2 separate regions of the Homo sapiens genome follow, and region 1 is linked to region 2. Evidence: read pairs that join two places in POLR2A ChIA-PET (ENCODE). Cell type or tissue: CD4-positive, alpha-beta T cell. All regions are shown on one strand. Links, peaks and the distances in the headings refer to the core of each region. The heading gives the core; the rest is flanking DNA. Region 1 overlaps SUPT3H (SPT3 homolog, SAGA and STAGA complex component). Region 2 overlaps SUPT3H (SPT3 homolog, SAGA and STAGA complex component).

Evidence for each region. ChIA-PET counts read pairs that join two places held together with the same protein. Peaks named below come from ENCODE experiments on the same cell type or tissue, not always from the same donor. Only the 100,000 strongest peaks of a DNase experiment are listed, where the experiment ranks them.
Region 1: POLR2A ChIA-PET joins it to region 2 with 14 read pairs; 2 of 35 experiments call an interaction of 5 or more read pairs at or near these places.

The regions. Positions count from the first base shown.
Region 1 is chr6:45,304,398-45,316,890 of GRCh38, forward strand. The region is part of intron 2 of SUPT3H (SPT3 homolog, SAGA and STAGA complex component); the gene reads right to left. Among named protein-coding and RNA genes, the nearest start is that of RUNX2, 18 kb to the right of the region's middle. In CD4-positive, alpha-beta T cell, for the core only: no CTCF peak of the experiment used is centred there; a DNase peak (open chromatin) is centred at 6,304; H3K27ac peaks cover 874 bases.
Region 2 is chr6:45,216,797-45,229,289 of GRCh38, forward strand. The region is part of intron 2 of SUPT3H (SPT3 homolog, SAGA and STAGA complex component); the gene reads right to left. Among named protein-coding and RNA genes, the nearest start is that of MIR586, 25 kb to the left of the region's middle. In CD4-positive, alpha-beta T cell, for the core only: a CTCF peak has its summit at 9,514; no DNase peak of the experiment used is centred there.

The sequences.
Region 1 (12,493 bases), core at 1,418-9,417, 86 kb after region 2:
ACACCTCAATGAAACCATCCAAAAAACTAAATATGTAATAAATTTTTCCACTATTTTATCGTTATGTTTGGCATTAATGATACCACTTAGTATTCTACTGCTCTACAAGGCTAGTATCATTTTCTAAAACTAAACAGACTGTTAGCAGAAGTTATTTCAAAGCTATACAAACAGACCTCAGAAAGTTTCTGTTAAATTTTTTTTCCTAAAAAGAAAGGTCAAAGAGGAAGAAGTTATTAGGAATACAGGGTGAGAAAATAAAAGAAGTAGTATTCAAAACAAAACCAAAAATACGAATAGAAAAGAATGGCTTCAATGATTTTTTTCCAGTTGCTTATCCTCGCAAAGTAACCATTTAATGGGTAAGAATGCCAAAAATATCTTAGAAAATGCACAATGCCATTATACCTAGATTCTTTTTAAGCACCAATGGCCATCATCAGTCAATAATGTACTTAAAATGAAAACCCACTTGAGCACTAAAAGAACACAAATAGAAGAAATCAACAGCCTGAAACGTTTATTTTTACAAACAGTTGATTACAGAAACCCAACTCAAGAACACCATGGCCTGATCTTCTTTTTGAATACATAATGTATCCAATAGGAATCACAGAGGAATAGGCATTTTCTTCACGCTTTTATATTTGCTTATTCGTTTGCTTTTCAAAGAAAAGTATTATTTTCATGAGGCATAAATTCCAGAGAATGACATGGCTAATTATAGTTTGTAGAACTTTTTAATCTAAGCCATTAGACTCCCTGAACTACCTCAAACGAAAAACATCGGCTTTTAGCTCTAAATCTAAATGAATTGTTTCCATATTACCGGAACATAACTCGTTTCATCTCACCACCTGTATTACATAATATCATGGTCTTTTCATACCAACTCCAATATAACTACAATATTTATTGCTTCCGCTATACCTACTGCATTTTATGATTCAGTGTTATTACACATATAAAATGAATGGTCGTGTTTTGAAATTTTCAAGAAGTTACAAAAGTCTTTTCACAAATACATCTACATAAATTCAGCTAGATTATTCTAATAACATTTGACAAAATGTTCCTTCCACCAACTTGTTTGTTTATAAATTAAATTACATGCACAAAACTAATTTTCAACCAGTTTTCAGAGTTCCCTTTCTTTATGTGGTTTTAGTTCATTCAAGCCCTCAGCATTGTTCACTACAAAATCCTTCTGGTCCCTTCTAATATACACTATATACCACATTGCTATTAGATGATTCAAAACCATACATCATGTAACTCCTTGCCTTAAAAATCCAATAATGGAAATGACATCACCAACGACAGAGTAGAAGCCACTATCTTTCCCAACTCCACACCTGCCCCAACCCCAGAACTGCAGTCATTCTACAAATAACCCACTCCAAGCCCAGGCAATGTGGCTGCACTGGGCCCACATTTCAGATATCTGAGCCATCACCTTAGTGAGCAACTTCATATTCCCTGGGCTAAAAGCCAAGCCCTCACTGCTCATGCTTGTACTCCAAGTACCAAACCAGCTATCACACAGAGCTAGGCCCCACGTCTACCTAGGAGCCTCTCTAATTCTGCATATACCTGTACTCCCAATTCTCATCTCCACTGATGTGTTCACAAGCCTCCAGGCATCACATACTGCTGCCAACATGGCAGGTGAGGTGCCTACATGATACATATCAGTGCCATTATGGACCCAGATGCCAGAGCCATACTCCCTCCACAAGTACCCAGGCTTCAGGTCTCAACTCCAAGGCCACATCACAGGCAACACACATCACAAACTAGTACCACTGCTATTTCAAGCAAGTCCACAAGCCATACCCAGTACCAAAACGAATCCATGCTCAGCCACAACTTCCCTGTTAGGAGTAAAAGAGATCACAAGGACCTTAGCAGCCATTGTCACCAAAGACCCCAACAACCCTTGCTGCCACCACAGACATCAGTATTAGCCACTGAGGATTCACACTATTGGCCACTGAGCATCCCTCCAATCTTGGTCTAAAATCAACCTCGGCTGGCAGAGCTACACAGATTACCCAGCTTGAACCCTCACTGGTGCCAGAACTGTTGTACCCTAACCAACAAGCGCCCTCATAAGGTGAAGGTCTTTCCATAGCAAAACTAGCCCAAAAAGTCTGCAAGGGGTGACTACTCCACCAAATGCTCAGACATCAACATAATGCAACAAGAACCATGAAAAACCAAGGAGACAAAACACCACCAAAAGAATACAATCGGGCGGTTCCAAGATGGCCGAATAGGAACAGCTCCAGTCTACAGCTCCCAGCATGAGCGACACAGAAGACGGGTGATTTCTGCATTTCCAACTGAGGTACCGGGTTCATCTCACTGAGGCTTGTCAGACAGTGGGTGCAGGACAGTGGGTGCAGCCCACTGAGCGTGAGCCAAAGCAGGGCGAGGCATCGCCTCACCCTGGAAGTGCAAGGGGTCAGGGAATTCCCTTTCATGGCCAAGCAAAGCTGGAAAATCAGGTCACTCCCACCCTAACACTGCGCTTTTCCAATGATCTTAGCAAACGGCACACAGGAGATTATATCCCGCACCTGGCTCAGAAGGTCCCAGGCCCACGGAGCCTCACTCATTGCTAGCACAGCTGTCTGAGATCAAACTGCAAGGCGGCAGCAAGGCTGGGGGAGGGGTGCCCGCCATTGCTGAGGCTTGAGTAGGTAAACAAAGCCACCAGGAAGCTCGAACTGGGTGGAGCCCACGGCAGCTCAAGGAGGCCTGCCTGCCTCTGTAGACTCCACCTCTGGGGGCAGGGCATAGCCAAACAAAAGGCAGCAGAAACCTCTGCAGACTTAAACGTCCCTGTCTCACAGCTTTGAAGAGAGTAGGGGTTCTCCCAGCACACAGCTGGAGGTCTGAGAACAGACAGACTGCCTCCTCAAGTGGGTCCCTGACACCCGAGTAGCCTAACTGGGAGGCACCCCCCAGTAGGGGCAGACTGACACCTCATACGGCTGGGTACCCCTCTGAGACGAAACCTCCAGAGAAACAATCAGACAGCAACATTTGCTGTTCAGCAATATACGCTGTTCTGCAGCCTCCGCTGCTGATACCCAGGCAAACAGGGTCTGGAGTGGAGCTCCAGCGAACTCCAACAGACATGCAGCTGAGGGTCCTGACTGTTAAAAGGAAAACTAACAAACAGAAAGGACATTCACACCAAAACCCCATCTGTACATTACCATCATCAAAGACCAAAGGTAGATAAAAAAGACAAAGATGGGGAAAAAGCAGAACAGAAAAACTGAAAATTCTAAAAATCAGAGTGCCTCTCCTCCTCTAAAGGAACGCAGCTCCTCACAAGAAACGGAACAAAGCTGGATGGAGAATGACTTTGACGAGTTGAGAGAAGAAGGCTTCAGACGATCAAGCTTCTCCGAGCTAAAGGAGGAAGTTCAAACCCATGGCAAACCTTGAAATAAGATTAGACAAATGGCTAACTAGAACAACCAATGCAGAGAAGTCCTTAAAGGACCTGATGGAGCTGAAAACCACGGCACGAGAACTACGTGACAAATGCACAAGCTTCAGTAGCCGATTTGATCAACTGGAAGAAAGGGTATCAGTGATGGAAGATCAAATGAATGAAATGAAGTGAGAAGAGAAGTTTTGAGAAAAAAGAATAAAAAGAAACAAAAGCAAAGCCTCCAAGAAATATGGGACTATGTGAAAAGACCAAATCTACACCTGATTGGTGTACCTGAAAGTGACAGGGAGAATGGAACCAAGTTGGAAAACACTCTGCAGGAGAACTTCCCCAATCTAGCAAGGCAGGCCAACATGCAAAATCAGGAAATACAGAGAACGCCACAAAGATACTCCTCGAGAAGAGCAACTCCAAGACACATAATTGTCAGATTCACCTAAGTTGAAATGAAGGAAAAAATGTTAAGGGCAGCCAGAGAAAAAGGTCGGGTTACCCACAAAGGGAAGACCATCAGACTAACAGCTGATCTCTCAGCAGAAACTACGAGCCAGAAGAGAGTGGGGGCCAATATTCAACATTTTAAAGAAAAGAATTTTCAACCCAGAATTGCATATCCAGCCAAACTAAGCTTCATAAGTGAAGGAGAAATAAAATACTTCACAGAGAAGCAAATGCTGAGAGATTTTGTCACCACCAGGCCTGCCCTACAAGAGCTCCTGTCCTGGGATCGGGGGAGGGAGGAGGGAAAGCATTAGGAGATATAACTAATGTAAATGACGAGTTAATGGGTGCAGTACACCAACATGGCACATGTAAACATATGTAAGAAACCTGCAAGTTGTGCACATGTACCCTAGAACTTAAAGTATAACAAAAAAAATAAATTTAAAAAAAAAAAAGTCAAAAAAAATAATGAAAATTCTGAATTAAAAAAAAAAAGGTGCACAATTTGGTTTGTTATGCAAATTTTTGTTTTTCCTGAGCTATTCAGCTACTTTAAAACATGCATATAAGCTAGCTAGTCATTTTGAATAAGAAGAAAAATAAATGGAGAAATGATTATGATAGCACTGTTTATGCCTTTTAAAAACAGAATGTCTAAATATTTGGAAAAAAAAAAGGTGCACAATTTGGTTATGCAAATTTTTGTTTTTCCTGAGCTATTCAGCTACTTTAAAATATGCATATAAGCTAGCTAGTCATTTTGAATAAAAAGAAAAATAAATGGAGAAAGGATTATGATAACACTGTGAGTGTTTATGCCTTTTAAAAATAGATGTCTAAATATTTAGGAAAAAAAAAAAAAAGAATACAATCTCCCAGTGCCTGACCACAAAGAAATGAAGATAAACTGCCTGAGAAAGAAATCAGAATAATCATTTTAAGTGAGCTCAGTGAACTTCAAGAAAATAAATGACCAAAATGAAAAACCTAATAGATTGAAATTATAAAAAGAAACAAATTCCAAAGCCGAAAAACACGATGAAATGAAATTAAAACTTTAACTGAGTATCAACAATATCAGAACTGATCAAGCAGAAGATCTGTGATCTTAAGGACAAGTTAGTTAAAAATATATAGTCAAAAGAGAAAAAAAAAACTATGTAACTGAAGAAAGCTTATAAAATATATGAGACAGCATCAAAACAGCAAATATTTCGGTCATAGGAGTTCAAGAAGAAGAAAGAGAAAAAGTGATAGAAATCTTATTTAAATAAATAGCAGAAAATGTCCCAAATCTGAAGAAGATATAAATATCAACATATAGGCAGGGAAAAAAATCTCCCATCAGAGTTAATCCAAACAAGAATAGACGAAGGTATATTATAACCAAACTGTCAGAAATCAAACATAAAGAAAAGATCCTGAAACCAACAAGAGAAAAGAAAGAAATCACATATAACAGAGTTCAAATAAGGCTAACAGCAGTTTTCTCGGTAGACACCTTACAGACCAGGAGAGAATGGGATGATATAGTCAAAGTGATGAAAAGGATGGGGAGAAAATGTCCACCAAGAATAGTGTACCAGATTGTGAATGTTAGCTTCTGATCAACTGCAGGAACAAACCAGCAATCCTGAGAGGACCCACAGAACCTCTGAAGAAAGCGGACTGCTCCTGCAGTACCTGGGAGACACCTCAAATACTCTGGGAAGTGGAAAGCCTCTGGTAAGTTTTCAAGCGTGCCCTCCACCTGGAAACAGACTTGGGGCTGTTGTGGGCAGCACGGTGGGAATGAGACCAGCCTTTCAGTTCGCTTGGGAGCTAAGTGAGGCCTGTGATTGCCGCTTTTCCTCACATCCCTGACAACCTGCATGACTCGGCAGAGGCAGCCATAATCCTCCTAGGTATACAATTCCAGTGACCTGGGAATCTCACCCCATCCCCCACAGTAGCCACAGCAAGACGGCCCAAGTAGAGTCTGAATTCAGACACACCTAGCCCCATCCCCACCTGACAGGATTTCCCTAGGAAACCTGGTAGCCAAAGACAAAGGACATACAATCCTGGGAGTTCTAGGGCCCCACCCACTGCTGATCCCTCTCCACACTACTACAGCTGATGCTTTCTAGAAAGCACCACCTCCTGGCAGGAAGTCAACCAGCACAAAAATAGAGCATTAAACCACCAAAGCTAAGAACCCTCACAGAGTCCGTTGCACCCTCCACCACCTCCACCAGAACAGGCACTGGTATCCACTGCTGAGAGACCCATAGACGGTTCACATCAGAAGGACTGTGCACAGAAACCCTCAGCACCAGCCAGGAGCTGGGTAGACTCACTGGGTGGCTAGACCCAGAAGAGAGAAAACAATCAGGCAGTTTGGCTCACAGGAAGCCATAACCACAGGAAAAGGGGGCGAGTACTACATCAAGGGAACCCCCTGTGGGACAAAAAAATCTGAACAACAGCCTTCAACCCTAGACCTTCCCTCTGACAGAGCCTACCCAAATAGGAAAGAACCAGGAAATCAACCCTGGTAATATGACAAAACAGGGTTCATCAACACCCCCATAAAATCACACTAGTTCACCAGCAATGGATCCAAACCAAGAAGAAATCCCTCACTTACCTGAAAAAGAATTCAGGAAGTTAGTTATTAAGCTAAACAGGGAGGGACCAGAGAAAGGCGAAGCCCAATGCAAGGAAATCCAAAAAGTGATATAAGAAGTGAAGGGATCAATATTCAACAAAATAGATAGCATAAAGAAAATACAATCAAAAATTCAGGAAACTTTGGACACACTTTTAGAAATGCAAAATGCTCTGGAAAGTCTCAGCAATAGAACAGAACAAGTAGAAGAAATTGAGAGCTCAAAGACAAGGTCTTCGAACTAACCCAATCCAACAAAGAAAAAGAAAACAGAATAATATGAACAAACCCTCCAAGAAGTTTGGGATTATGTTAAACAACCAAACCTAAGAATACTCTGTGGAGAATGCACAATTACTAACAGACCTAAGAATAATCAGTGTTCCTGAGGAAGAAGACAATTCTAAAAGCTTAGAAAACATATCTGGGGGAATAATCAAGGAAAACTTCCCCAGCCTTGCTAGAGACCTAGACATCCAAATACAAGAAGCACAAAAAAACACCTGGGAAATTCATCACAAAAAGATCAATGTCTAGGCACACTGTCGTCAGGTTATCCAAAGTTAAGACAAAGGAAAGTATCATAAAAGCTGTTAGACAAAAGTACCAGGTAACCTATAAAGGAAAACCTATCAGATTAACAGCAGATTTCTGAGCAGAAACCCTACAAGCTAGAAGGGATTGGGGCCCTATCTTCAACCTCCTCAAACAAAACAATCTTCAGCCAAGAATTTTGTATCCAGCGAAACTAAACATCATATATGAAGGAAAGATACAGTCATTTTCAGACAAATGCTGAGAGAATTCACCATTACCAAGCAACCACTAAAAGAACTGCTAAAAGGAGCTCTAAATCTTGAAACAAATCCTGGAAACACATCAAAACAGAATCTCTTTAAAGCATAAAGCACACACGACCTATAAAACAAAAATACAAGTTAAAAAGCAAAAACAAAAAAAACAAAGTATAAAGGTAACAAAGAACATGATGAATGCAAGGGTACCTCACATTTCAATACTAACATGGAATGTAAATGGCCTAAATGCTCCACTTATAACATACAGAATTGCAGAATAGGTAAGAACTCACCAACCAATTATCTGCTGCCTTCAGGAGATTCACCTAACACATAAGGACTCACATAAACTTAAAGGGGTAGTAAAGAGCATTTCATGCAAATGGACACCAAAAGCAAGCAGGAGTAGCAATTCTTATATCAGACAAAAGAAACCTTAAAGCAACAACAGTTAAAAAAGACAAAAGGCCGGGCACAGTGGCTGACACCTGTAATCCCAGCACTTTGGGAGGCCAAGGTGTGCAGATCACGAGGTCAGGAGATCAAGACCATCCTGGCCCTGGCTAACACAGTGAAACCCTATCTCCACAAAATATACAAAAAAATTAGCCAGGCATGGTGGCGGGTGCCTGTAGTCCCAGCTACTCAGGAAGCTGAGGCAGGAGAATGGCGTGAACCCAGGAAGCGGAGCTTGCAGTGAGCCGAGATCGTGCCACTGCACTCCAGCCTGGACGACAGAGTGAGACTCCATCTCAAAAAAAAAAAAAAAGACAAAAAGGGACATTATATAATGATAAAAGGCCTTGTCCAACAGGAAAATATCATAATCCTAAACATATATGCACCTAATACTGGAGCTCCCAAATTTATAAAACAATTACTAACAGACCTAAAAATGAGATAGACAGCAACACAATAATGTGGGGGGGGGGGGGGACTTCAATACTCCACTGACAGCACTAGACAGGTCAACAAGACAGTCAACAAAGAAATAATAAATTTAAACTATACCTTGGAACAAATAGACTTTGAGCAGATATATACAGAACATTTCATCCAACAACTGCAGAATACACATTCTATTCAACAGCCAAGGAACTTTCGCCAAGATAGACCATATGATAGGCCATATAAAGAGCCTCAATAAATTTAAGAAAATTGAAATGCTATCAAGCACTTTCTCAGACCACAGTGGAATAAAACTGGAAATCAACTCCAAAAGGAACCCTCAAAACCATGCAAATACATGGAAATTAAATAACCTGCTCTTGAATGAGCACTGGATCAAAAATGAAATCAAAATGAAAATTAAAAAATTCTTCGAACTGAATGACAATAATGACATAACTTATCAAAACCTCTGGGACACAGCAAAGGCAATGCTAAGAGGAAAGTTCATAGCCCTAAACGCCTACATCAAAAAGGTTGAAAGAGCACAAACAGACAATCTAAAGTCACGCCTCAGGGAACTACAGAAACAAGAACAAACCAAAACCAAACCCAGTAGAAGAAAAAAAATAAGAGCAGAGCAGAACTAAACAAAATTGAAACAAACAAACAAAAAATACAGTACAAAAGATACATGAAACAAAAAGATGGTTATTTGAAAAGATATATAAGATTGATAGACCATTTGCAAGATTAACCAAGAAAAGAGAGAAAATCCAAATAACCTCACTGAGAAATGAAACAGGAGATACTACAACTGACACTACTGAAATACAAAAGATCATTCGAGACTACTATGAACACCTTTACACACATAAACTAGAAAACCTAGAACAGATGGATCAATTCCTAGAAAATACAACCCTGCTAGCTTAAATAAGGAAGAATTAGATACCTTGAACAGACCAATAACAAGCAGCGAGATTGAAATGGTAATTTAAAAATTATAAAAAAAAAAAAAAGTCCACGACCAGACGGATTCACAGCAGAATTCTACCAGACATTCAAAGAAGAACTGGTACCAATCCTTTCAACACTATTCCACAAGATAGAGAAAGAGGGAACCCTCACTAATCCATTCTATGAAGCCAGCGTCACCCTAATAACAAAACCAGGGAAGGACATAACCAAAAAAGAAAACTACAGACCGATATCCTTGATGAACATAGATACTAAAATCCTTAACAAAATACTAGCTAACCAAATCCAGTAACACATCAAAAAGATAATCCACCATGATCAAGTGGGTTTCATACCAGGGATGCAGGGATGGTTTAACATATGCAAGTCAATAAATATATTTCACCACATAAACAGATTTTAAAACAAAAATCACACAATCATCTCAATCGATGCAGAAAAAGCATTCGACAAAATCCAGCATCCCTTTATGATCAAAACCCTCAGCAAAATCAACATACAAGGGACATACCTTAATGTAATAAAAGCCATCTATGACAAAACCACAGCCAACATAATACTGAATGGGGAAAACTTGAAAGTATTCCCCCTGAGAATGGGAACAAGACAAGGATGCCCATTCTCACCACTCCTCTTCAACATAGTACTGGAAGTCTTAGCCAGAACAATCCGACAAGAGAAAGAGATAAAGGGCATCCACGTCGGTAAAGAGGAAGTCAGACTGTTGCCGTTTGCTGACAATATGATTGTTTACCTTGGAAACCCTAAGTACTTCTCCAGAAAGCTCCTAGAATTGATAAAAGAATTCAGTAAAGTTTCCGGATACAAGATTAAAGTACACAAATCAGTAGCTCTTCTATATACCAACAGCAATCAAGCTGAGAAATCAATAACTCAATCCCTTTTACAATAGCTGCAAAAATAATAAAATACTTAGGAATATACCTAACAAAGGAGTCGAAAGACCTCTACAAGGAAAACTACAAAATACTGCTAAAAGAAATTACAGACAACACAAACAAATGGAAACACATCCTATGCTCACGGATGGCCAGAATCAGTATTGTGAAAATCATCATACTGCCAAAAGCAATCTATAAATTCAAAGCAATCCCCATCAAAATAGCACCACCATTCTCCACAGTTAGAAAAAACAATTCTAAAATTCATATGGAACCAAAAAAGAGCCCACATAGCCAAAGCAAGGCTAAGCAAAAAGAACAAATCTGGAGGCATCATATTACCTGATTTCAAAATATACTATGAGGCCATAGTCACCAAAACAGCATGGTACTAGTATAAAAATAAGCATATAGACCAATGGAACAGAATAGAGAACTCAGAAATAAATCCAAATACTTATAGCCAACTGATCTTTGACAAAACAAACAAAAACATAAAGTGGGGAAAGGACTCCCTTTTCAACAAATGGTGCTCAGACACTAGGCTAGCCACATGTAGGAGAATGAAACTCGATCCTCATCTCTCACCTTATACAAAAATCAACTCAAGATGGATTAAGGACTTAAATCTAAGACCTGAAACTAAAAATTCTAGAAGTTAACATTGGAAAAACCCTTCTAGACATTGCCTTAAACAAGGATTCCATGACCAAAAACCCAAAAGCAATTGCAATAAAAACAAAAAAAAATAGCTGTGACCTAATTAAAGAGCTTTTGCATGGCAAAAGGAACAATCAGCAAAGTAAACTGACAACCCACAGAGTTGGAGAAAATCTTCACAATCTATATATCTGACAAAGGACTAATATCTAGAATCTACAACAAACTCAAATCAACAAGAAAAATCAATCAATACCATCAAAAAGTGGGCTAAGGACATGAATAGACAACTCTCAAAAGAAGATATACAAATGGCCAACAAACACATGAAAAAATGCTCAACATCACTAATGATCAGGGAAATGCAAATCAAAACCACAATGCGATACCACCTTACTCCTGTAAGAATGGCCATAATCAAAGAATCAAAACACAGTAGATGTTGGCATGGATGCGGTGAACAGGGAACACTTCTACACTGCTGGTAGGAATGTAAACCAGTACAAGCTGCTATGGAAAACAGTGTGGAAACTCCTTAAAGAACTAAAAGTAGAACTACCATTTGATCCAGCAATCTCATTACTGGGTATCTACCCTGAGGAAAAGAAGTCATTATTCTAAAAAGATACTTGCACACGCATGTTTATAGCAGCACAATTCACAATAGCAAAATCATGGAACCAACCCAAATGCCTATCAATCAATGAGTGGATAAAGAAGCTCAGATAGACAGATAGATAGATAGATAGATAGATAGATAGATAGATAGATAGATAGATAGATGATGGAATACTACTCAACCATACAAAGGAATGAATTAACAGCATTTGCAATGACCTGGATGAGATTAGAGACTATTATTCCAAGTGAAGTAACTCAGGAATGGAAAACCAAACATCGTATGTTCTCACTGATATGTGGGAACTAAGCTATGAGGACACAAAGGCGTAACAATGATACAATGGACTTTGGAGACTTGGGGAGAAGAGTGGGAGTGAAGTGGGGGATAAAAGACAACAAATATGGTGCAGTGTATACTGCTCGGGTGATGGGTGCACCAGGTTCTCACAAATCTCCACTAAAGAACTTACTCATGTAACCAAATACCACCTGTACTCCAATAACTTATGGAAAAATAAAATTTTAAAAAAATAAAAAATAAAAATGAATCAGGGGGATGTCTATGTTGAAAGCTGTAAATACTAAATAACTCCTATAAAAAGCAAAAAAAAAAAATACTGTATCAAGCAAAATTAGATAAGAGAAAGAAATAATAGGCATCCAAAGGAAAAAGTTATATCATCTCTGTTTGCAGACAACATAATCTTTCATGGAGTAAAACCTAAAGACTCTGGAATAAACTGTTAGAACAAATAAACAAATTCAGTAATTCTGCAAGACACAAAATTAACATGTGAAAATCAGTATCATTTCCATACTATTCAAAAAAGAAATTTTAAAAAACTCATTAACAATAGCTACCAAAAAAAGGTAAATACTTAGAAATAAATTTGACCAAAGAAGTACAGCCTGTACACTATACTGTGAAAACTACAAAACACTGATGAAAGAAATGGAAGACACAATTAAATGGAAAGATATCCTAACTTTATGGATTGAAAGAATATTGTTAAAACCAGGCACAGCGGCTCATGCCTGCATGAACACTGAGGAAAGAAATGGAAGAAGACACAATTAA
Region 2 (12,493 bases), core at 3,426-11,425:
ATATTTTAAAATTATTATACCTAACGAGAGAAACAGACTCCAATACATGTATGAGCCTGGAGGATATTATGTTAAGGGAAATAAGATAGGCAAAGAAAAATAAGTACCACATGTTCTCACTCACATGTGGAAGCTAAAAAATTTGATCTCACAGAAGTAGGGCATAGAATAGTAGTTATTAGAGACTAGGGAGGGCAGAGAGATTACAAGGTAGGACAACTTTGGTTAAAGGATATAAAACTATTCTAATTTGATCATTACACATTGTATTTAAATATTGCTCAATGCCCCATAGATACAATTATTATGTGTTAATGAAAAATAAAATAAAAAGCCAAAATGTAAAGAGACCTAAATAAAAATAAAGTTTCTACATTTCCTTAGAAAAATAAAATGATGGCCAGGCATGGTGGCTCATGCCTGTAATCCCAGCACTTTGGGAGGCCGAGGCAGGTGAATCACAAGGTCAGGAGTCCAAGACCAACCTGACCAACATGATGAAACCCCATCTCTACTAAAACTACAAAAGTTAGCCAGGTGTAGCGGTGCGCGTCTGTAATCCCAGCTACTCAGGAGGCTGAGGCAAGACAATCACTTGAACCCAGGAGGCGGAGGCTGCAGTGAGCCGACATCACGCAACTGCACTCCAGCCTGGGCGACAGAGCAAGATTCCGCCTCAAAAATAAAATAAAATAAAATAAAATATAAAATGATGACATCAGTAGACTAGAATAAGTCACATGTATGTATACCCTAAGCAACTACTAGGAAAATTATACAAAATATAGTCAAAAATACTATATATTTTAATCTGGCCGAATGTGGTGGCTCACGCTGTAATTCCAACACTTTGGGAGGCCAAGGCAGGTGGATCACTTGAGGTCAGGAGTTCAAGACCAGTCTGATCGACATGGCAAAATCCAGTCTCTACAAAAATACAAAAATTAGCCAGGCGTGGTGACGTGTGCCTGTAGTCCTAGCTACTAGGGAGGCTGAGACAGGAGAACTGCTTATATCTGGGAGGCAGAGGCTGCAGTAGGCCGAGATCACACTGCTGCACTCCAGCCTGAGTGACAGAGCAAGACTCTGTCTCAAAAGAAAAAGAAAACAAAACAAAAAAACATATATATGAAGCAAGGTGGAATCTGAAAAAATGTTCTAGTATACACAGGAAGGCAAAAAGAAAGAATGAGAGAAATGAGAAATAGAGGAAAATAAACAGAAAACAATAAATAAAATGGAAGAAAAGCTGTAACATATTCATAATTAAATGAAAATTGTTGAAATATACCATTTAAAGGGGCAAAGTTGGGCAGAGTACATAAAAACACGTGAAGGTAATCCTTTGAAAGCAAAAGAGTGAAAAATATATAACATGGAATATTAATAGAAAGCAGAAGGAGCTGTATTAATATCAGATAAGGTGAATTTCAGAGCAAAGAAAATTACTAAACATGAGAAAAGATATTATATAATGATCAAAGGAGCAATCTACTAGGAAGACATAGGAATCCTGTAAATACAAACAACCAAAAACAGAGTCTCGAATACATAAAGCAAAACTGATAGAGCTGGAAAAAAAATTGATATATCCACAACTATACATGGGGATTTCAAAAGCCCTATCTCAACAATTGATGAAAGTACTAGTGGCCGGGTACGGTGGCTCACGCCTGTAATCCCAACACTTTGGGAGGCCGAGGCAGGTGGATCACCTGAAGTCGGGAGTTCGAGACCAGCCTGACCAACATGGAGAAACCCCACCTCTACTAAAAAAATATTTAAAAATTAGCTGGGCATGATGGCGCATGCCTGTAATCCCATCTACTTGGGAAGCTGAGGCAGGAGAATCACTTGAACCTGGGAGGCGGAGGTTGCGGTGAGCTGAGATCACGCCATTGCATTCCAGCCTGGACAACAGGAGCAAAACTCCGTCTCAAAAAAAGTACTAGTGAGAAAATCATCAAGAATATAGAAAATCTGAACAACACACTCAACAAAATCAAATTAAAACATACAAATACTACACCAGAAAAAAGTACCCATTGAATATTCACTAAGATAGACCACGTCCTGAGCCATGAAACAAATCTCAACATATTTCAAAGAGTTAAATCAATATAGAACATGTTATCTAACCATAATTGAATCAAACTATTAATCAATAACAGAAAGATAATGAGAAAATCTCTAAGCACACTTCTAAATAATCCATGGGTCAAAGAAGTTACAAAGAAAGTCTAAAACTCATAAAACTGAATGAAAATAAAAAGACAACACACCAAAATATGTTTGATGCAGCTAAAATCAAGAGGAAAAAGAAACTCATATCACTACATGCTTACATTAGAAAAAAAAGTCTTAAATAAATGATCTAAGTTCTTATCTCAAGAAAGTAGAAAAAAAGCAAATAAACCTAAGCAGGTAGATGGAAGGAAATCATAAAGATAAGACACAGAATTTAAAGTAGGAAAATAGTAGAGAAAATCCATAAAAGAACTGGTTCTTTGAAAACAGATGAATAAAATAGATAAACCTACAGGAAGAATAACAAAAATAGAGAAAAGACACAAATCACAAACGCCAGGAATGAAAAACTAACAAAAATAGAGAAAAGACACAAATCACAAACACCAGGAATGAAAAAAACGACATTACCACAAATCCTGCATCTACTAAAAGATTAAAAAGGGAATACTACAAACAACTTTAGACTTACGAATCTGACAAGTTAGAAGAAACAAGCCAATTCCTTGAAAACCACACAGTACCAAAATACAACCAGTGTGAAATGGATAATATGAACTGTCCTATAACAATGTTAAAAATTGAATTCATAATTTTATAGCTCCCCCCAATTCCAAAACAATTATCTAGGCCTAATTGGTTTAAGTGGAGAATTCAAAATTCTCTAGGCCTAACTGGTTGGGTGGAGAATTCAAGTAAACTTTTAAAAAAGAATTGCCAGGCGCAGCAGCTCACGCCTGTAATCCCAGCACTTTGGGAGGCCGAGGTGGGTGGATCACGAGGTCAGGAGTTTGAGACAAGCCTGGCCAACATAGTGAAACCCTGTCTCCATTAAAAATAAAAAAATTAGCTGGGTGTGGTGGCACGTGCCCGTAGTCCCAGCTATTTGGGAGGCTGACGCAGGAGAATCGCTTGAACCTGGGAGGCAGAGGTTTCAGTGAGCCGAGACCATGCCATTGCACTCCAGCCTGGGTGACCGAGAGAGAGACTCTGTCTCAAAAAAAAAAAAAAAAAAAAAAAAAAGAATTACACCCATTTTCACAATCTATTAAAAAAAAGATGAGAAAATGCTTCCCATTTTATCAGGCAAATATAAACTGAAACTAAAACCAGACAGAAAAAGATTATTGCAGACCATCTTCTCTCACAAATACAGACATAAAATACCTACACAAAAATTAGCATATCAAATTCAACCATATATAAAAATAATTACATATCCTAAAAAAGTGGGAGTTATTCCACATGTGCAACACGGTTCAACATTCAAAAATAAAGCAATGCAAACAATCACATCAACAAGCTAAAGAAGAAAAATAGTATGAACATATCAATTGAGGCAGAAAAAAAAATCTGACAAAATCCAACATTATTTCATCAAGGGAAACTTTCCCAACAACCAAAAAATGACAGCTAAAATTATTCATAATGATAGAAGACTAAATGCTTTACCTCTAAAATTAGTAACAAGGCAAAGATATCCACTCTCCCCACTCTTTCTCAACATACTACTTACTGGAAGTTCTAGCTAGTACACCACCATAAGAAAAAGAAATAAAAAGCACACATATTGGAAACAAACAAAATATAACTGTTCCTACTTGCTAATGACATTACTGTCTGCATAGAAAATCACAAAGAATCTACAAAAGCCTCCTGGAAAAAAATAACAGAGTGAACCCTAGAAGAAAACCTAGGCCATACCATTCAGGACACAGGCATGGGCAAGACACTGTTGGTGGGAGTTCAACCATTGTGGAAGATAGTGTGGCGATTCCTCAAGGATCTAGAACTGGAAATACCATTTGACCCAGCAATCCCATTACTGGGTATATACCCAAAGGATTATAAATCATGCTACTATAAAGACACATGCACACGTATGTTTACTGCAGCACTATTCACAATAGCAAAGACTTGGAATCAACCCAAATGTCCATCAATGATAGACTGGATTAAGAAAATATGGCACAAATACACCATAGAATACTATGCAGCCATAAAAAATGATGAGTTCATGTCCTTTGTAGGGACATGGATAAAGCTGGAAACTATTATTCTGAGCAAACTATCACAAGGACAGAAAACCAAACACTGCATGTTCTCACTCATAGGTGGGAACTGAACAATGAGAACACTTGGACACAGGGTGGGAAACATCATACACCAGGGCCTGTCATGGGGTGGGGGCATGCGGGAGGGATAGCATTAGGAGAAATCTAATGTAAATGACGAGTTAATGGGTGCAGCAAACCAACATGGCACTTGTATATATATGTAACACACCTGCACGTTGTGCACATGTACCCTAGAACTTAAAGTATAATATAAAATATAATAATAAGAGTGAAATAGTTACAGGATACAAGATTGACACACAAAAATCAAGCTGTTTATAAATGCTAACAATTAACATGTGAAAACAGAAATTAAAATACTCCAAAGAAATTATAATTACTCCTAAGACAATTACTTAACAAAACATAAACAAGAGTTATATACTCAAAAGTATAAAATGTTGATGAAAGAAATCAGACAACCTAAATAAATGGAGACACAGTTTATGTTCATAGATTAGAAGACTCAACATACTGAAGATATTAATTTTCCCTAAATTGATATATAAGTTTAATTTAATTCCTATTATAATCCCATCAAGGTTTTTTCTTTTTGTAGACATAGGGAAGCTTATTCTAATTTGTAGTGCTTTTCTCACTTCATGGTCACAATAATTTAAGAAAATAATAATTTGTAGAACAGCTACTTCTAGAACAGCTAAAACAATCTTATAAAAGAAGAACAAATGAAAGGACTCACTCTACTTAATATTAAAGTCTACATATAACTACAACAATAAATACAGTGTGGTACTGTAGATGGACAAAAACATAGATCAATAGAACAGAATACAGAACGCAGAAATGGACCAAGCAAATAATGGCTCACAGATTTTTTAGAAGCTTAAAAGTATAATTCAATATAGGAAATATAACCTTTTCAACAAATAGTGATGGAGCATTTGGACATTCATAGGCAAAAAAATAAACTTCCACTTAAACCTCACAGCATATATAAAAACTAAAAAATGTATCACAGGTCTAAATATAAAACATAAAACTTAAAAAAAAAGTAGAAGAAAATCTTTAGAATCTAAGGCTAGGATTGACATCAAAAGCAAGATCCCTAACATTAGATACATTGCACCTCATCAAAATTAAAAACTTTTGCTATGCAAAAGAGCCTGTTAAGAGGATGAACAGATAAACTACAAACCGTAAGGAAAACACTCAACGCTTGACAGTAAAACTACAAACAATCCAATTAGAAAATGACAGAAGGCAGGAATGGACATTTCATGGAAGATGACATACAGATGGCAAATAAGCACACAAAATGGTGTTCAACATATTAGCCAACAAGGAAATGCAAATGTAAACCACAGGAGATTATCACTACAGGACCATCAGAATGGCTAAAATTTAAAAACAGTGACAACAACAAAGACTGATAAGAATATGGAGAAAGTGAATCATTCATACATTTCTGATGACAATGTAAAATTGTACAGATACTCTGGAAAACAGTTTATCAGTTTCTTTAAAAAATTAAACACACAATTACCATAATGACACAGCAATTATGCTCTTGGGCATTTATTCCAGAGAAATGAAAACATGTGTTCACGCAAAATTCTGTATATAAATGTTCACAGAAGCTTTATTTTTAATAGCCCAAAACTGGAGACAACTCAGATGTCCTTCAATGGGTGACTATTAAAGAAACTGGTACATCCACACCATGGAATACTCTTATCAATAAAGAGCTAATAACTACTAATGAATGCAACAACATGGATGAATCTTCATGGAATTATGTTTGAGTAAAAAAGATCAATACCAAATATTACATATTGTAATCCATCCATTTAACATTCTTAAAATGTCAAAACAATAGAAAGAAAGAACAAATCAGTGTTTGCCATGGGATAGGGAAAGAGGTAGAGAATATGAGAGAAGAGTTGGTGGAGGCTATAAAAGGGGAAGCAACACAAGGAATTTCATGGTAATAGAACTGTTATGTGTCTTGACTGGTGTAGTAGATACATGAAACCGTATGTGAGAAAAAAAGAACTAAACACTAAACAAACACACAAGTTCAAGTGCAGAAATCTTCACAAAATCAATGGATGTTATCAATGTTAATATTCTAATTTTAATAGTGTACTATAATTTTACAACCTCTTACCATTGGGGGTAACTAGATAAAGGATACACAGGATCTGTCTGTATTATTACTTGCAACTACCTTTGAATCTACAATTATCTCAAAATAAAAAGTTTAATTTTAAATAACTAAAATGAAGAAACAGAAATGATACCATATACTATTGTAAAAGTTCAGTAAGGTGTGCCATACTAAATTCGTATGTACCTAGAAATTCCAATCTAAAATTTCAGATTCCCAGAATTAAAACATCAATTATAGAACTTTTTTCTAACTATATAAATCATACCCTACAAAGCCCCTAAATTTTATATTTAATAATGAAATTTTTTCTTAATCTGATATATATCTTCTCAATTAATCTTACCCTCTTATAACAGATAAACTAAAGCTAAGTTGCAAGCTCTATCAAATCCTAGCAAATTCTGAATGAGTAAAGTCTAAAATTACCAAATATTTAAATTTAACTTCAAGGATACATTTACTGTAATTATCACATCATGATGTAAATTATTGCAAATATAAGTATAATCAAAGCTAGAGCTCTACTTACGAATTTACTATGAAGCACTAAATTACTAGTTTATTTTAAATTCCTCAATTTAAAACATTAATATAATCTTAATCTAACAATGTTAAATTACAAGTAGAATACTAAAAATGATAGAAATACTTAACCAACAGTAAATTACACCAACAAGCCTTAATAAAATATATCTAATATCTTAATATATATTAAATATACATATTAAATATAAAATATATCATAATGTACCAAAAACAAATCATTTGAAAAAAAATTCCATAAAGAACCAAAGGCAATATATTTTCAGTTAGAATTCACTCACAGGATTGAAAGACAAACATAATATATATATATACATATAAATGTAAATGTCATTAAAACTAATATCATTCTTACCACTCACTATACAGGTTTTCCTGTTCCCATTGTATTGTCTATTTAAAGATGTTCTCATTACTCATATGTAAGTACTCCCTCTAAAATGCATAAAATTCTCTCAATGGGATTGTTAAAAGATCTACAGTACTTCATGGTTTGAGCAGAACAAACTATGACATGCTGAAAGAATGTTTCTCACTGTGTGGTTCTGTCACCACCTACATACTGAGTTTACTATTTTAAATAAATGGTAGTGACACTTCACAGTGTACAGCATTTTAGTATCAATACATCTTCAAAAAAATTTAAATCTCTATATATTACCATCATTTGACAAAAGGATGAATAGGCAAGCAAGAGTTCATTCAAAACTATACCCAACTGGATCAAGAGGTCAGGAGTTCGAGACCAGCCTGGCCAAGATGGTGAAATCTCGTCTCTACTAAAAATACAAAAATCAGCTGGGCGTGGTGGTGTGAGCCTGTAATTTCAGCTACTCTGGAGGCTGAGGCAGGAGAATTGCTTGAACCTGGGAGGCAGAGGTTGCAGTGAGCTGAGATCGCGCCACTGCACTCTAGCCTGGGCGAAAGAGTGAGACTTTGTCTCCAAAAAAAAAAAAGAAAGAAAGATAGAAAGAAAAAAACTACACCCAACAGATTTTATTAACTATTAGTCAAGGTAAGATAATTTTTCATTTATTATAATATCTATCATTGCCACTATAATAAATTTTGACACAGAAATAAAAGTTATCATTATGTGTATTTCTGAACACATAAAAGGTCCCATACATTTAAGTTATTAAACTTCTAAAAATATACAATCTGCCAGGCGTGGTGACTCACACCTGTAATCCCAGTACTTTAGGAGGCCAAGGTGGGTGGATCACCTGAGGACAGGAGTTCAAGACAAACCTGACCAACATGGTGAAATCTCATCTCTATTAAAAATACAAAAATTAGCCGGGTGTGGTGGCATGCGTCTGTAATCTCAGCTACTCGGGAGGCTGAGGCAGGAGAATCGCTTGAACCTCGGAGGTGGAGGTTGCAATGAGCCAAGATTTAGCTACTGCACTCCAGCCTGGACAACAAGAGCGAAACTCCATCTAAAAAAAAAAAAAAAAAGACAATAAAAATATACAATCTATACTGTCAGACAGGATTTTTATGTTCTTCACTAACAAGGACAAAAGAACATTTAGGCAAATACAGCTACTTCATTTAATCGACATTTTGTGAACTATCTTATATGCCTTAATTTTCAATATTAAGAATCAACACCAAATCTTTACAGATAGCTACTGTATCATAATCAATATTGGCCCCAGCTAAATCTATACAAAATTTCTTATAAAAATTAATATTTTTGACCATTCCACATATGGAGAGAGATTAACTGGTTGGATTACTACTTTCTTCCACTATCTTCTTCCTCATCACTGAATAGATGGTATGCTAGTATGTTTTTTGGCAACCCTGCAAGTATCTTGGAGGTTTGTTTCAAGTCTTTTATTAAGTGTATATAACAATAATCCACTTTTTAACAGAGTCTGCTGTAGAATAAAACATACAATTTAGTATATTTCTGTCTCATCACATTATTAAATACATACAAAAATCTCTTTTATACCCACAGATCAAGCACAATCCCAAAAGACCTGAAGAAATAACAGCCTTCCACATGGTTGTAGTAATTTATCAATGAAACTAAAATACACCACTAAAACATTCCCTACTCTACATAACAAGCAATAAACATGGAGCCAACTGTTTAGTACAATGACAAAGAGGGCATAAATTTGTTAAGGAGAAAAAAAATTAACCTAAACACTGTCATCTTCACAAGACATATACACCAATGCAATCCTCAGATATGTAAGAATAAGTCATACATTATATTAAGCACTTACAATGTGTCAAGTAGTGTGCCCTTTACATTTATCAGTGAATTTAATCCTCTTGATAATCCTATAATTTTACAGCAGATATATGAAGTCCAGGAAATGGTGATATTTTTCAGTTGGGTATATTAAAACTCTAAGTTTTATTTCAGAAAAGTATTCCTATTTTAAGGCAGCTAAATTGTTTTGCTTTCTGCCACCAGGGGATGTACACTATACAATATGACTCTAAGCATACAATATATATTTGTATGTGTGTATGTTTGAGTGTGTGTGTGTGTATAACGTTTACTCAAATACAGAAAAAAATTAAATTTTAAGCCTGCATGATGACTGACTGTGGTATTGTGCTGTGCTGGTAAAATAGGCTTATTAAATTGTCATGCTTTGGGAGGCCGAGGTGGGAGGACTGCTTGAGGCCAGGAGTTTCAGGCCAGCCTAAGCAACATAGGAAGACCCCCATCTCTACAAAAAAAAATTTTTTCTTCTTTTTGAGACGGAGTCTTGCTCTGTCACCCAGTGCAGTGGCGCAATCTTGGCTCACTGCAACCTCCGCATCCCGGGTTCAAGCAATTCTCCTGCCTTGAGTAGCTGGGATTTCAGGCCCATGCCACCACACCCAGCTAATTTTTATATTTTAGTAGAGACGGGGTTTCACCATGTTAGTAAGGCTGGTCTCGAACTCCTGACCTCATGATCCGCCCGCCCTGCCCTCCTAAAGTGCTGGGATTACAGGCGTGAGCCACTGCGCCTGGCCAACAAAAATATTTTAAAAAAACTACATGTACTCTGTGGCAAGTGCCTGTAGTCCCAAGTGACTAGGGAGGCTGAGGTGGGGGAATGGCTTGAGCCCTGTTCGAGGTTACAGTGAGCTACGATCATGCCACTGCACTCCAGCCTGAATGACAGAGTGAGACCATCTAGAAAAATATATATATATTTAAATATATACTAAATATATATATTTAGTAGAGAAAAGGTTTTGCTATTCTCAAACTCCTGAGCTCAAGGGATCATCCTGCTTCAGCCTCCCAAAATGCTGGATTACAGGATGAGCCACAATGCCCAGCCAAAATTATCAAATTTTTAACCTATTTAATGATAGTTAGTATATGAAATAATACTAAAATAAATTCCATGATTGAAGGAAACTAGAATATGTTTATAAGAGAAAAATTTCTGGAATTAAAATAATTATGAAAAATTATTTATATTAGATATCTTTTGAAAAACATATTCTACTTCAGACATTTTCAACATTAGTAATATGTTAATTAGTTTGATGATTCCTTAACTCTGTGATGTTTATGTGCTTATGCCTTCACAATTATGTTTAACTTATTTAACTTAACTGTAGATTTCAGCTTTAAAAATAATCATAAAACTAGATACTGCTCATAAAAAATAAAATTCATGCAATTTCAGTTATTAGCTTTTCCCACTAGTTTTAAACTATTTCCAGGCTCCCTCCAAAAAAGACTATTTATACTTGGACTTCCTTTTCCATTTTATGTTTCAGATTAGGAACCTAACACATAATATTAAACAAAAGGTTACCTGGACACCTGTTGCATTCCTAGATCACAACTGGTTTCCCAGTGAGACAGGACACCCAACCCACCAGGCAGCTTTATGCCATGAACAATAAGATTCAAAGGTAGAGAATAATAAGAAAAGGTCCAAAACACAGGTACCAATCACTTCAATGATTAAATTATTCCTTAATTTAACATTGTGTCTGGCCTGACTAAAAACACACTAAGCCCATTAAGGCAATATAGCTAATGTTTTCAGATGATACAGTAAAGCTTGCTGAGAGTGAGGAATATATTAAAAATAAAACAAAATGAAACTTTTATATTTTAATTTTTATCAAGATAATAAGAATGGCGAAGAAAACAAGCAAAAAAAAAACTACACTCAAAGTACATAATGATCTGTTGCCAATATGAAAACATACAGAGCAATGCTATGGCAATATCACACTGTGAAGGTGTAACTTCTACAGGTGAATCATTTTCTATCTGCTCCTCAAGTGCAATCAGTAAGTGAAGCCAAAAATGTCTGCTTTTATTATTTTCTGCTTACCTTTTACAATGTTCAATTTTATGTGTGACTTAAATGGGCCAAAGGGCACCCCAATATCTCATGAAACATTATTCTAAGTTATTCTATGAGAATGTTTTGGGATGAGATTAACATTTAAATCAGCAAACTAAGCAAAGCAGATAGCCCTCCATAATGGCAGTGGTTCTAATCCAATCAGTTGAAGGCCTTAATAGAGCAAAAGGCTGACCCTCCTCCAAGTAAGAGAGAATTTTGCTGCTTTATAGCCTTAGAAATGAAACATGAGCTCTTCTTGCCTATTGTCTTAAACCTGAAACATTGCCTTTTCCTGGTTATATAGGAGCTTCTAGCCTTCAGATTCAAATTGGTATGTTGGCTCTGCAGATGTTAAACTTGAATCATGTGAGCCAACTCTTTATAATAAATCTCTTTCTATGCAAACACCCGCGCGCGCGCACACACACACACTATTGGTTTTCTCTGAAGAATACACCTTCTAAAAATAAAAATAAAAAAAATTTTTTTTTTGAGATGGAGTCTCACTTTGTGGCTCAGGCTGCAGTGCAGTGGCACAGTCTCGGCTCACTACAGCCGCCGCCCCCAGAGTTCAGGTGATTCTCCTCCCAAAGAAGCTGGGACTACAGGCATGCACCATCACACCAGGCTAATTTTTGTATTTTTAGTAGAGATGTGGTTTCACAATGTTGGTCAGGCTGGTCTCGAACTCCTGACCTAAGGCGATCCACCCGTCTTGGCCTCTGAAAGTGCTGGGATTACAGGCATGAGCCACCGTGCCCAACCTAAAAATAAATTCTTAATAATCAATTTACCAATAGGATTATCAAACTTTTGCTATGATGATAAGAAGATATAATCTTGCATGAAAGCATTTAATTGAATGAATTAACAAGCACTCCAAAATATGCTAAGATTAAACCCTAACATTTTTTAAAATCATATATAAAATCAAAATTCTGGAATCCTTTTTTATAAAAATCATGAGTTTGGTAAAAACTGAGTTATTTGAAATATTACTTACTGGTTTGGGTTTTTTAATTTTATTTTTTAATTTTAATTTTTTATTATTGCAGTAACCATTTTTACCAAAATAGCCATTATTTAACTAACTTCTTGGGACTCATTGTATCACA